Regions from separate parts of the Homo sapiens genome. Here region 1 is linked to region 2. A link is a loop called in an ENCODE intact Hi-C map of the cell type or tissue named here. Cell type or tissue: heart left ventricle. All regions are shown on one strand.

Region 1 (5,000 bases), 77 kb before region 2:
GTTGCCTCCAAGTACCTATTTATTTATTTATTTATGTAATTTCAATAGGTTTTTGGGGAACAGATGGTGTTTGGTCACATGAGTAAGTTCTTCAGCGGTGATTTCTGAGATTTGGGTGCAGCCATCACCTGAGCAGTGCACACTGTACCCAATATGTAGCCTTTTATCCCTCACCCCCTCCCACCCTTTCACCCGAGTCCCCAAAGTCCATTGTGCCATTCTTATACCTTTGCATCCTCATAGCTTAGCTCCCACTTAGGAGTGAGAACGTCCTGAGTTACTTCACTTAGGATAATGGTCTCCAATTCCATCCAGGTTGCTGTGAAGGCCATTATTTCATTCCTTTTTTATGGCTGTCTCTCTGTATTCTTAAAACTAATCACAATGAGACCCTTAAATGTAAACTTCGATACCTCAAGCAGTCCTAGAAACAGATGAAACTCCAATCTCTTGACAAATCCAGCACTTCTAATGCATGGTTGTTGAAAATAGGAGATAACACTTAAGACTAATTAATTATTTTTCTTTTTTTCATGCTTCCTTGTCAGTGACCTTCCCCCCAGTTTTGCTAGGGGAGGATTGAGATTATTATAGCTGGATTACAAAGAGAAAGTGACAACATTCCTTCTTGACATCCCGGATAAGCTCCTGAAACCCATTTCAGAAACAAGAGTGAGTCTTTCAATTCTAAGAGCCAAGTACTTGAGAGGAAGAAGTCTTGTAAATTCCAGAAGCATTCTTTAACCTATCAGGCACCAAAGCCGAAGAGACTGGACATGAGCTTTGTTTTTTTGTAGTAAAATACACATAACATAAAATGTATCATTTCAACCTTTTTTTTTGACTCTTGCTCACTGCAACCTCCTCCTCCCTGGTTCAAGCAATTCTCCTGGCTCAGCTTCCCAAGTAGCTGGGATTACAGGCGCCCGCCACCACGCCCGGGTAATTTTTTGTATTTTTAGTAGACATGGGGTTTCACTGTGTTAGCCAGGCTGGTCTTGAACTACTGACCTCAGGCGATCCGTCCACCTCGGCCTCCCAAAGTGCTGGGATTACAGGCGTGAGCAACCACCCCCATTTTTTTTTTAATTAAAAAAAATTTTTTTTTAATTATTTTTTATGTTTATTTTATTTATTTATTTATTTTTTAAAGACAGGGTCTCGCTATGTTTCTCCCAGAGACACTGAACTCCACTGGCGTCTAGTGACTATTCACAGGTCTGATCATAGCTCACTGCAGCCTCCGACTCCACGCCTCAAGAGATCCTCCCACTTTAGCCACCTGGGTAGCCCAGACGACAGGCGCAAGCCATTTTGTAAGTGTACAATTCAAGGGCATTACATATATTCACATTGTTGTGCAACCATCACCACCATCCATCTCTAGAACTTCTTCATCTCCCAAACTGAAACTCTGTCCCCACTCAGCACTCACTCCCCTTTTCCCTCTCCCCTGCCCCTGGCCCCTGCCATTCATTCCCCTTTCTGCTGCTGTGAATTAGACTATTTCATGTTCTGCAGAAGAGTGGAGAGTTTTGCTTTTCAGCTCTAGAATGGGAAAGGAGCAGGATAGAATATGTGGGCAATTTCCTGCCACACAGGAATGCAGTACATCCCATTTTCCTGGGCTGGAAGAAGAGCATGAAGAGAGAGGGTGGAGTAAAAGAATTGAGGCCTGAGTGAGCGCCCTCCTCTGTCACCGGAGGAGGAAGGATGGGGACCCCAGCAGGTTAGGGGATCCCAGAATGGAGGGTGCTTACTTCCTGCCAGCCAGAGGGCCCAGCCCCCTCCTAAGATTGTACATGGAGCTCCCAAGCTCTCACATGCCTCCTGGGAAGACTGAGCCCTTCCCAGAGACTGAATTCACCCCCGGAATGGACTAAACGGCAAACTCGATGTGACTGCGTTCTCCAGGATGGACGAGGTTTGTATTTTTCCACTACTGAACAGAAATGGGGCTCTCCAACAAATGGAGTTCAATGGTAGAAAATAAAGTTAACATTTCTGAGCATCTGAATATTAATTATAAATTTTATACCTGCTACAAATACCCTGGCCCGAGAGATTCCTTCCTGTCCCCTGCAAGGTTCAAGGCATCCCTTGGCTCCCTAAGCTGTTTGGCTCTGAGCTGGGTGGGGCCCGCACGCAGGAGCAGCAGCTCCGTGTAGAAAGCTGTTTCGGATTTCTCCCCTGGGCAGGGTGCCACACGCACATGTTGCAGTCCCTGCCGACAGCCATGCCCAGCGCCCTGGCAAGCCACCCGCCCCCCAGGCTGCTTAGACCACTGGGTACCGCCCCCTGCTTCTCCCGCCCCCACCTCCTTCCTCCCCCGACTCCACCCCTCTCCTGCTCCAGGAAAAATATGTGGACGTCGCACGTCCCTCCTGTCACGAAACACACAAAGAGGACAGAGGGCGAAGGCGGGGTCCGTGGGAGCCCAGGCGACCTCAAGGCAGTTCACTCACGCAGCCAGCCCTCAGAGACGTGGGCTGCGTGTCTGCTGCCCGCCTGGGGAAACTGCAAGGGGCTGACTGGGTGGTGCCAGGGATTTGCACGCTCGGGGAATCTGTGGGATTCACATCTGTTTCTCCAACATTTCTCTCGCCTCTGCCAGACGTGAGCTCCTTGAAGGCAGGACCAGGCTTGGTTATTTTGAGTCTCTCCATCTCATCGGTCCTTGCTGGACAGATCCCTTTTTCATGGAGTGTCTCTGCCCTCACCCCTCACTCCACCCCAGCCCTCGGTAGTCCCATAGAAGCTGTGGGCTCCTGCAGCTCAGGCCTGGGGCAGTGCTGGATTCAAAATATCATAGCACAGTTCAGCAATCGGAAATGGATTCCACTCTTCACTGGCATTTCCCCTAAAGATCTTAGACGTGGCACCCGTCATAGTCTCTGCAAAACTTCTTCTCTTCTCTTCTCCTTCTCTTCCCTGCCATCCTTGAAATGGCAAGGACAAAAACGGCACCTCTCCTCCCAGCACTTCCTTCCTCTCTGGTCTTCCACCCCTGCCCCCGCTCCACCTTTTATCTTGCTTGTTGACTTAACTGCTTCCTCTCACCTCAGGGTCCCAGCCTTCCCCTCCATTCCTGCTCAGAGGTGGCTTTGGAGCCTATAGAACATGCTCCAAGGTCTTTGGGGCGCTGGTAGATCTACACTCACACCCTCTCACCCTGGCAAGACCTGCAAAGCAGAAGCTGGCACAGCTGGAGGAACAAGAGGCTGAATCGGAAGAACTCATTCAGCTGAATCTTGACGGATGGCCTTTTCCTGTAAAATACAGAGGAGACAGTGCATGCAGTTCAAACGCAGGCTGGGCTCCGTCTCTCTAGGGTGGGGAGATTTGTTCCTGCCCCCAAAACACCCCTTTCTTTTCACGACCCTTGTGCTCCTCTGGCTGCCTGCTTAATGTGCCACCCACACTGCACAGACCCCTCCCTAGGAATGTCCCCACCAACAATCTCAGCTGTGGCCTCAGGTCCACCATGGACACTCTGAGTCCCCAGGGATGCAGGCAGCCCCTAGAGGCTGTGGGATATTCCCAGGATGAGGGGTGGTCAGACACAAGAGTCTTTCATGAAGGTCAGAAGGCTCCAGGTGCTCTGTGTGCAGGTCAGTCGCCTGTACTCAGAAGGCAGGAAGAAGCTGCCTCGTGAGCTGAGGAGGGCAGGAAGGGATGCCATTTGCCTTTCAGGCTTCGTGCCTCCCTGCTGGAGGCTTTTTTGTGTTTATTTTTGCCTTATTTTGGGGTCCATTTAAAAAATCCTCACGCCATTAAAGTATGTCATTAGGGAAGCCCTGGGCCCTTCTTACGAGGCTTTGAGTATGAATGTCAGCCAACATCTCTACTTTAGTTAGCTTCATCTTTTAACTCTTTGAAAAGTGAGGACAAAGAATAAATATTCATTCCATTTCTTTTTTCTTTTTCTTTTCTTTCTTTTTTTTTTTTTGAGACAGAGTCTCACTGTGTCACCTAGGCTGGAGTGCGGTGGCGCTATCTTGTCTCACTGCAACCTCTGCCTCCTGGGCTTAAGTAGTTCTCCTGCCTCAGCCTCCCCAGTAGCTGAGACTACAGGTGCCTGTCACCACACCTGGCTAAATTTTTTTTTATTTTTTAATTTTATTTTTATTTTTAGTAGAGACGGGGTTTCACCATTTTGGCCAGGTTGGTCTCAAACCCCTGACCTCAAATGATCCACCAGCCTTGGCCTCCCAAAGTGCAGGGATTACAAGCATGAGCCACTGCGCCTGGCCTCTTTCCATTTCTTGAGTTCAAATCTATACCCTTGCGTGTGTGCCCCAGTGCTGCAGCTACGGAAATCCACTTCCAAGGCCTAGGGTGGACCACAGAGACCCTCCCTCACCCAGCAAGGACCCCCCAGGTAGCTGGGCTCATCTGTGCCCCTAGAGACACTCTGTGGCCCGTGAGGCAGGAATTATGGTGCCATTCTAGACAGACACTTGAGTGTTTATGGAAACGTCAAGCAATGAGAGCTAAGCTTATTTTAGTGATTCTTGTGTGCCAGGCACTGTTCTAATTAATTTAATCTTCACAGCTCTTATTTCTTGAGGTAAATACTGCTATTACCCCCCATTACAAATGAGAAAGTTAGGGCCCCATGAGGATGAGGGATTTGTCCAACGTCACATGACTCATACGTGGCAGAGGTGAGGCTGGAACTCGGGCCATCTTCAGAGTCTACTTTTGTGTGTGCTCAGCTGGCCTCAGCTGAGAGGCAGGTATGGAAGCCAATCCAAAATGCCTGCAGGGACCCCCGGACTAGACAGCCCTCAGCCTTCATGGGGCCGGGGGGCAGTGGGCAGCTGCTCTTGAACAACAGGCAATTGTTACCTTGCAGGAAAGCAGGCTCAGTGTGTCAGACACTCCTGCTTTTCAAGAGAAGCTGGAAGTTCAGGACCAGCCTGGCCAACATGGTGAAACTCGATCTCTACTAAAAATACAAAAATTAGCGGGGCGTGGTGGCGCATGCCTGTAATCCC
Region 2 (5,000 bases):
AAAACAAGCAGCAGAGCTGGGTACCCCAGTGCTCTGAACCTCTGAGCCCTCCGGCCTCTCTAAGGAGAAGCACAGCCATTGGGATTGTGGAGCGGTGAATCCAGGCTCTCTCTTTGTAATGAGGGAGCTGATCTCACCAGAGAGTGGCATCCTGGCCTTGGAGGTATGCCTGTGGTTTTGCTGTCTTCTTCTCTGGTCTCAAAGCCCATTGCCTGTACTCCTTCGACTTAGGGTCTTTGGGGGGTCACTTGGAAAGAGATCCAGGACAGGCAGAGCCAAGGCTGCAGGTGCCTTTGACATGCCTGTTAATCCAGGCAACTCACCCTGTGACATCAATGTGCAATACTGATCCTCGAGGTACACTGGACTAGTCTCAGAGTAGGTGTGTTTGCCAGAAAGGGAGTCTGCAGGGAGGTTTCCTTGAAGAGACCCTCAGCCCTTTCTCACCTAAGCTCAAAGAAAACCACCTACACTAAGATGCCAAACCACAGGGAAGTTTGTTCTCACATAAATTCCATGCCGAGGCTCAGGGTGGGCTTCACGACTGGCTCCATCCAGGGGCTGTGGCCCCATTTCTCAGTGATTCTCTGTCTCCCCGAATTAACTGTGTCAGCTTCATCCTCAGTCTGGCTTCCTTCATGGTGGCAAAATGGTGGCAGCTGTCCCAGGCCTCAAACCCGCCCAGATGTCCAGAGACAAGGGAGGTGTTTCTTTCCTTGGCTCACTCTGAAGAGCAAGGAACCATTTTCACATCTCGCTGTCTCAAACTAGGTCACACGCCCACCTCCAAGCCACTGGAGCTACAACTCTGGGGCCCAGGGTAATGCCTGTGCTGACTGGCTCAAGCCTGGATTCCTCCACCAATCACAGTGCCCAAGACAGTGGGATGCTGCTTGGCCAGTCAGGCTCAGCCCTGGCCCAGGGATGCTTGGGGCAGGCCTGGGGAGAGGGGAGGGAGCTGGTGGACAACAGCAGAGGAACCCAAGCTCTAAAACGAGAGGACATTAGTCAAACACCAGAAAATCAAACTCTATGGGCCTTTGCCTTAGGGCTGGGCAGCTAGGCTGGCTGGTGGCTGTGTCCTAAAATGGATCCTTCCTTTAGGATGCATCCCGGCTGGCCTGCACTTGGCACCTTACCTGATGCAGAGTGGTGATGGCTGGAGATGGAACCCCTTTGTTGTGGGCCACCTCCCCAAGGTTGACTAGGTCTTCAGAGACCCTTGGGAAACCATAGCTTTGGTTTATTTTATTTGTTTTTTTTATTTATTTAATTTTTTTTTTTGAGACAGAGTCTCATTCTGTCACCCATCCTGGAGTCCAGTGGTGCGATCTCAGCTCCCTGCAACCTCCGCCTCCCAGGTTCAAGCAATTCTCTTGCCTCAGCCTCCCAAATAGCTAGGATTACAGGCATGTGCCACCGCACCAGGCTAATTTTTGTATTTTCTTTCTAGTAGAGATGGGGTTTCACCATATTGGCCAGGCTGGTCTCAAACTCCTGCCCTCAAGTGATCCACCCGCCTCAGCCTCCCAAAGTGCTGGAATTATAGGTGTGAGCAGTGACTGCACCAGGCCACTCTGTCAATTTTATATTTATGAAGCCATCTGAGGGTAGGTTTGACTCACATCTCAGACAAACAGCCCCAGGTGAAGAAAGGGATGTGTTATGGGCAGTGGAGGCTGACATCCAGCCCACCTCTGTTCCTGATGGGCACAGCAGCCTCTCACACAGCACCAGGCAGGCACCGAGGTCCCCTGCCCATAACCTACAGCTTGCAGTGGGGGCATTTACCATGGAGCTGTTCTAGAAGGGCTCCCATTAAGTGGGGCCCCGCTCACCAGGTGGCTGCTGGGGTGGCATCCAGGGTGCCCATCAGGCCCATGTTCTGGGTGATGCCTTTTTTTTTTTTTTAACACACAGTCTCACTCGTGTCACCCAGGCTGGGGTGCAGTGGCGCGATTTCAGCTCACTGCAACCTCCGCCTCCTGGGTTCAAGCAATTCTCCTGCCTCAGCCTCCTGAGTAGCTGGGATTACAGACGCCCGCCACCATGCCTGGCTAATTTTTTTGTATTTTTAGTAAAGACGGGGTTTCACCATGTTGGCCAAGCTGGTCTTGAACTCCTGACCTTGGGTGATTCGCCAGCCTCGGCCCCTCAAAGTGCTGGGATTAGAGGCGTCAGCCACCGTGCCCGGCCCTGGGTGATGCTTTTGATGAGCACAGATTTAAGATGCGTTTAAACAGGAAGGCAGCAGCTTCCCTCTGGCAGCTGGGGACACGGGAGGAGCAGGAAGAGCAGCAATCTCCAGCCCAGCCCTGGCTCTGGAGCTCCCTCTACCCCTTGCCAGTATTAGGTGCTAGGTGCTTTTCAGGGTGCCACGGCCGTCACCATGACCCAGATCAGGAAACAGTGCTGTGTATGTGTCACTGGCACCAAAAACTTTTCTGCAGCCCTAAACCAGCATACGGAATATGCTCTCAGCTTCAAATCAGGCAAATGTGCCTTGTTTTTTTATATCTTTAAGTGACATTATCATTAAAGTGATCGTGTTGTGCTCTGGAAGGAAAGGCACTCCTTGGCCAGACACTGCCTCAGAGTCAGCAAATGCTGGCCATTTCTGGGGAGGACAGGCGGCAGCCAGGAGCTCAGGGGAACCATGCACAAAACTTATCCACAGGGCCTCATCTCAGCAATGCCAAGTTAGTGAAAGCACAGTTGAAGAACAATATTATCCGTGCAATGCCCACAAAACCATACTATATAAGATGCGCAACATTTACGAGTGCAAACATATAGCAAATAAACAGAGAGACCCCAGACTACCATCAGCAAGAGTGGCTGCAGCTGGTGAAGGGCCTGGAGCCTGGGTGGGCACAATATTAGCTCCACCATTAATACTGTTTATTCTTTCCACCACCTCCCTGGGGCAGCTGGGAGTGGAAGCCTGGCTGCACAGCGAGATGTGGTTTGATGTCTGACCTTGTTTTGGGTTTAAAGGCATCCAAGTAACTTGTCTCAGCACTTAGAAGTGCATCAGAGCCAAATGTCTCCAAAACTGGGCTCTGAGCCATAAGGAGAAAAAAGGAGGCCGCAGGCTTGGCAGGAGTGTGATGCGAGCGGAGGCTGGAATCAGCCCCTCGGGAATGCTATCTCTCTGGGGACAGGAGGAGGGCTTTCCTACAGCACCCCTCTCCCTCCAACCAACTCAGCTCCAGGGAATGAAGATAAATACTGAGCCACGCCCAAGAGAGGGAGGGAGTGGGCAGGAGGGAGTGGGCAGAGTTTGGGGGATGGCAGGGAATGGGGAGAAGCTTTCCTTTTGAGGCCTTGTCATATACCAGGCACATTTCATTATTCCTTAAAAAAATCCGAGGAGAATCTCTTCGTCGTTTCCCTTTATAAGATCAGGAAATGAGGCTTAGAGAGGATGAGGGGCATGGCAGGGCTGGGGGCAAACACATGCCATCTAGCTGCAAAGCTGTGTCCCCTCCAGGGCAAAGGTGGCTCTGGACTTCAGGGGCAGCAGAATGTGGTGGTGCCAGTGACTAGGACTTGGGGACCATCACCTCCAGAGTCAGCCTCATCAGCCTACAGGAAGTCTCAGCGCTGCCACAGCAGCTTCTGTGGTTCTCTGGCTGCAGGGCTAGGTCCTCAAAGCCCAGCCCTTCTGAATCTGAGTCCAGGGCTCGAGAGGTCTGCAAATGGGAAGCAGGGTCCGGGGAGCACCCCATGGAGGCAGACACGTGCCCATGCCGCAGGCCCAGCACACCTGCCTTAGGTGGGATTTATGACAACCCAGAGACCCTCCAGCCTGACCTGAGGCTGTGTGCAAAGATACACGTGCTTTGATTATCAAGAAAAATGGGACAGTAAAGTAGCTGTTACTTAATACATGCAGGTTCCCCAGGCAGATAAAACCTTTCAGGCACGTGAGGCCCAGGGCAGGTGTTGGGGAGCAGCCCTCAAAAGGTCTTGGTGGAGCCCCTAGGCAGAATCCACCAGCTCCTCTGTCTGAGCCCTACCTGCCCGAAGGCTGGAAGCAGCAGCTTTCAGCTCATCACCCTCAGCCCTTGTGTTGCCCAAGGTCCCAGCACAGCAAAGAGGCAATGGCAACCAATTTGGGCAGGGTATCAGTGTCAGATGGACTTCCATTCATGTCTGTTGATTGGTAAGGACCCAGGCCAGGACCACGCAGACAGCGTGCCTGGCTGGGACGGGAGGGAAGAGCAAGCTCGGTCCGTGCCGTGCCCACCCAGCCCTGCTGCACCTGGCTTTGCAGGCTTCTTTGTCGCTCTGGTCCCGACTGTCCACCTGGATGAACCGAGAGCTTCCTCAGAGGAATGTGCAGCACCATGATGGGCACGAGGTGGGGACGGGCCTGATTTCAGGCTACGGGTGGACTCTGAGAGGCTGAGAAGGGGGACTTGAGTTTATGGGCACACACAGCTCTCTAGCTTGGGTTTGGGTAAGAATCGGGACCAGTTTTTTAGAGAATCTGCTCTTCTCCTCTTTCTCATCTGAAAAACTCTCACCAAGTCTATTTTTGATCTTCAGCTGGAAGAAATCTTTATTTTTAAGATGCTAACCCTGGCACATCCTAGCTCCAGAGCAGCAGCTGGCAGGGAGCACAGAAAGCCTGACGGGGCTACGTGGGTGCACCTGGAAGACTGGCCACTGCTTTTAGAGCAAGGACCAGAATTCTTGCCACAAACTTTTGGCTCTGGAAAGGCCAACTGAATGGCTCAGAACCGGGAAAGGTTTTTGTTTGGTTGAAGCGTTTTTAGGGATGAGAATTATTATTATTATTATTATTATTATTATTATTATTATTATTATTATTATTGAGACTGAGTTTCACTCTTGTTGCCCAGGCTGGAGTGCAATGGCGCGATCTCGGCTCACCACAACCTCCGCCTCCCAGGTTCAAGCAATTCTCCCCGCCTCGGCCTCCCAAGTAGCTGGGACTGGTAGCATGTGCCATCATGCCCGGCTAATTTTGT

The links. A loop is a pair of places that touch in the nucleus more often than their neighbours do. Peaks named below come from ENCODE experiments on the same cell type or tissue, not always from the same donor. Only the 100,000 strongest peaks of a DNase experiment are listed, where the experiment ranks them.
Region 1: a loop joins it to region 2, with 1.9 times the contacts of the local background. A loop is called at or near these places in 9 of 110 quality-filtered maps.

Annotation. Positions count from the first base shown.
Region 1 is chr15:99,483,908-99,488,907 of GRCh38, reverse strand. LOC107984790 (a long non-coding RNA gene) reads right to left here and starts at 2,190. Exons shown (of 3, transcript XR_001751711.2): 1 at 2,039-2,190. RefSeq lists a silencer at 2,230-2,279. In heart left ventricle, no CTCF peak of the experiment used is centred here; a DNase peak (open chromatin) is centred at 2,247; H3K4me3 peaks cover 1,027 bases; H3K27ac peaks cover 2,510 bases.
Region 2 is chr15:99,406,551-99,411,550 of GRCh38, reverse strand. All of the region lies in intron 4 of LOC105371017 (a long non-coding RNA gene), which reads right to left. Among named protein-coding and RNA genes, the nearest start is that of LINC02244, 6.6 kb to the right of the region's middle. RefSeq lists an enhancer at 1,608-2,107. In heart left ventricle, a CTCF peak has its summit at 2,340; a DNase peak (open chromatin) is centred at 2,280; H3K27ac peaks cover 2,050 bases.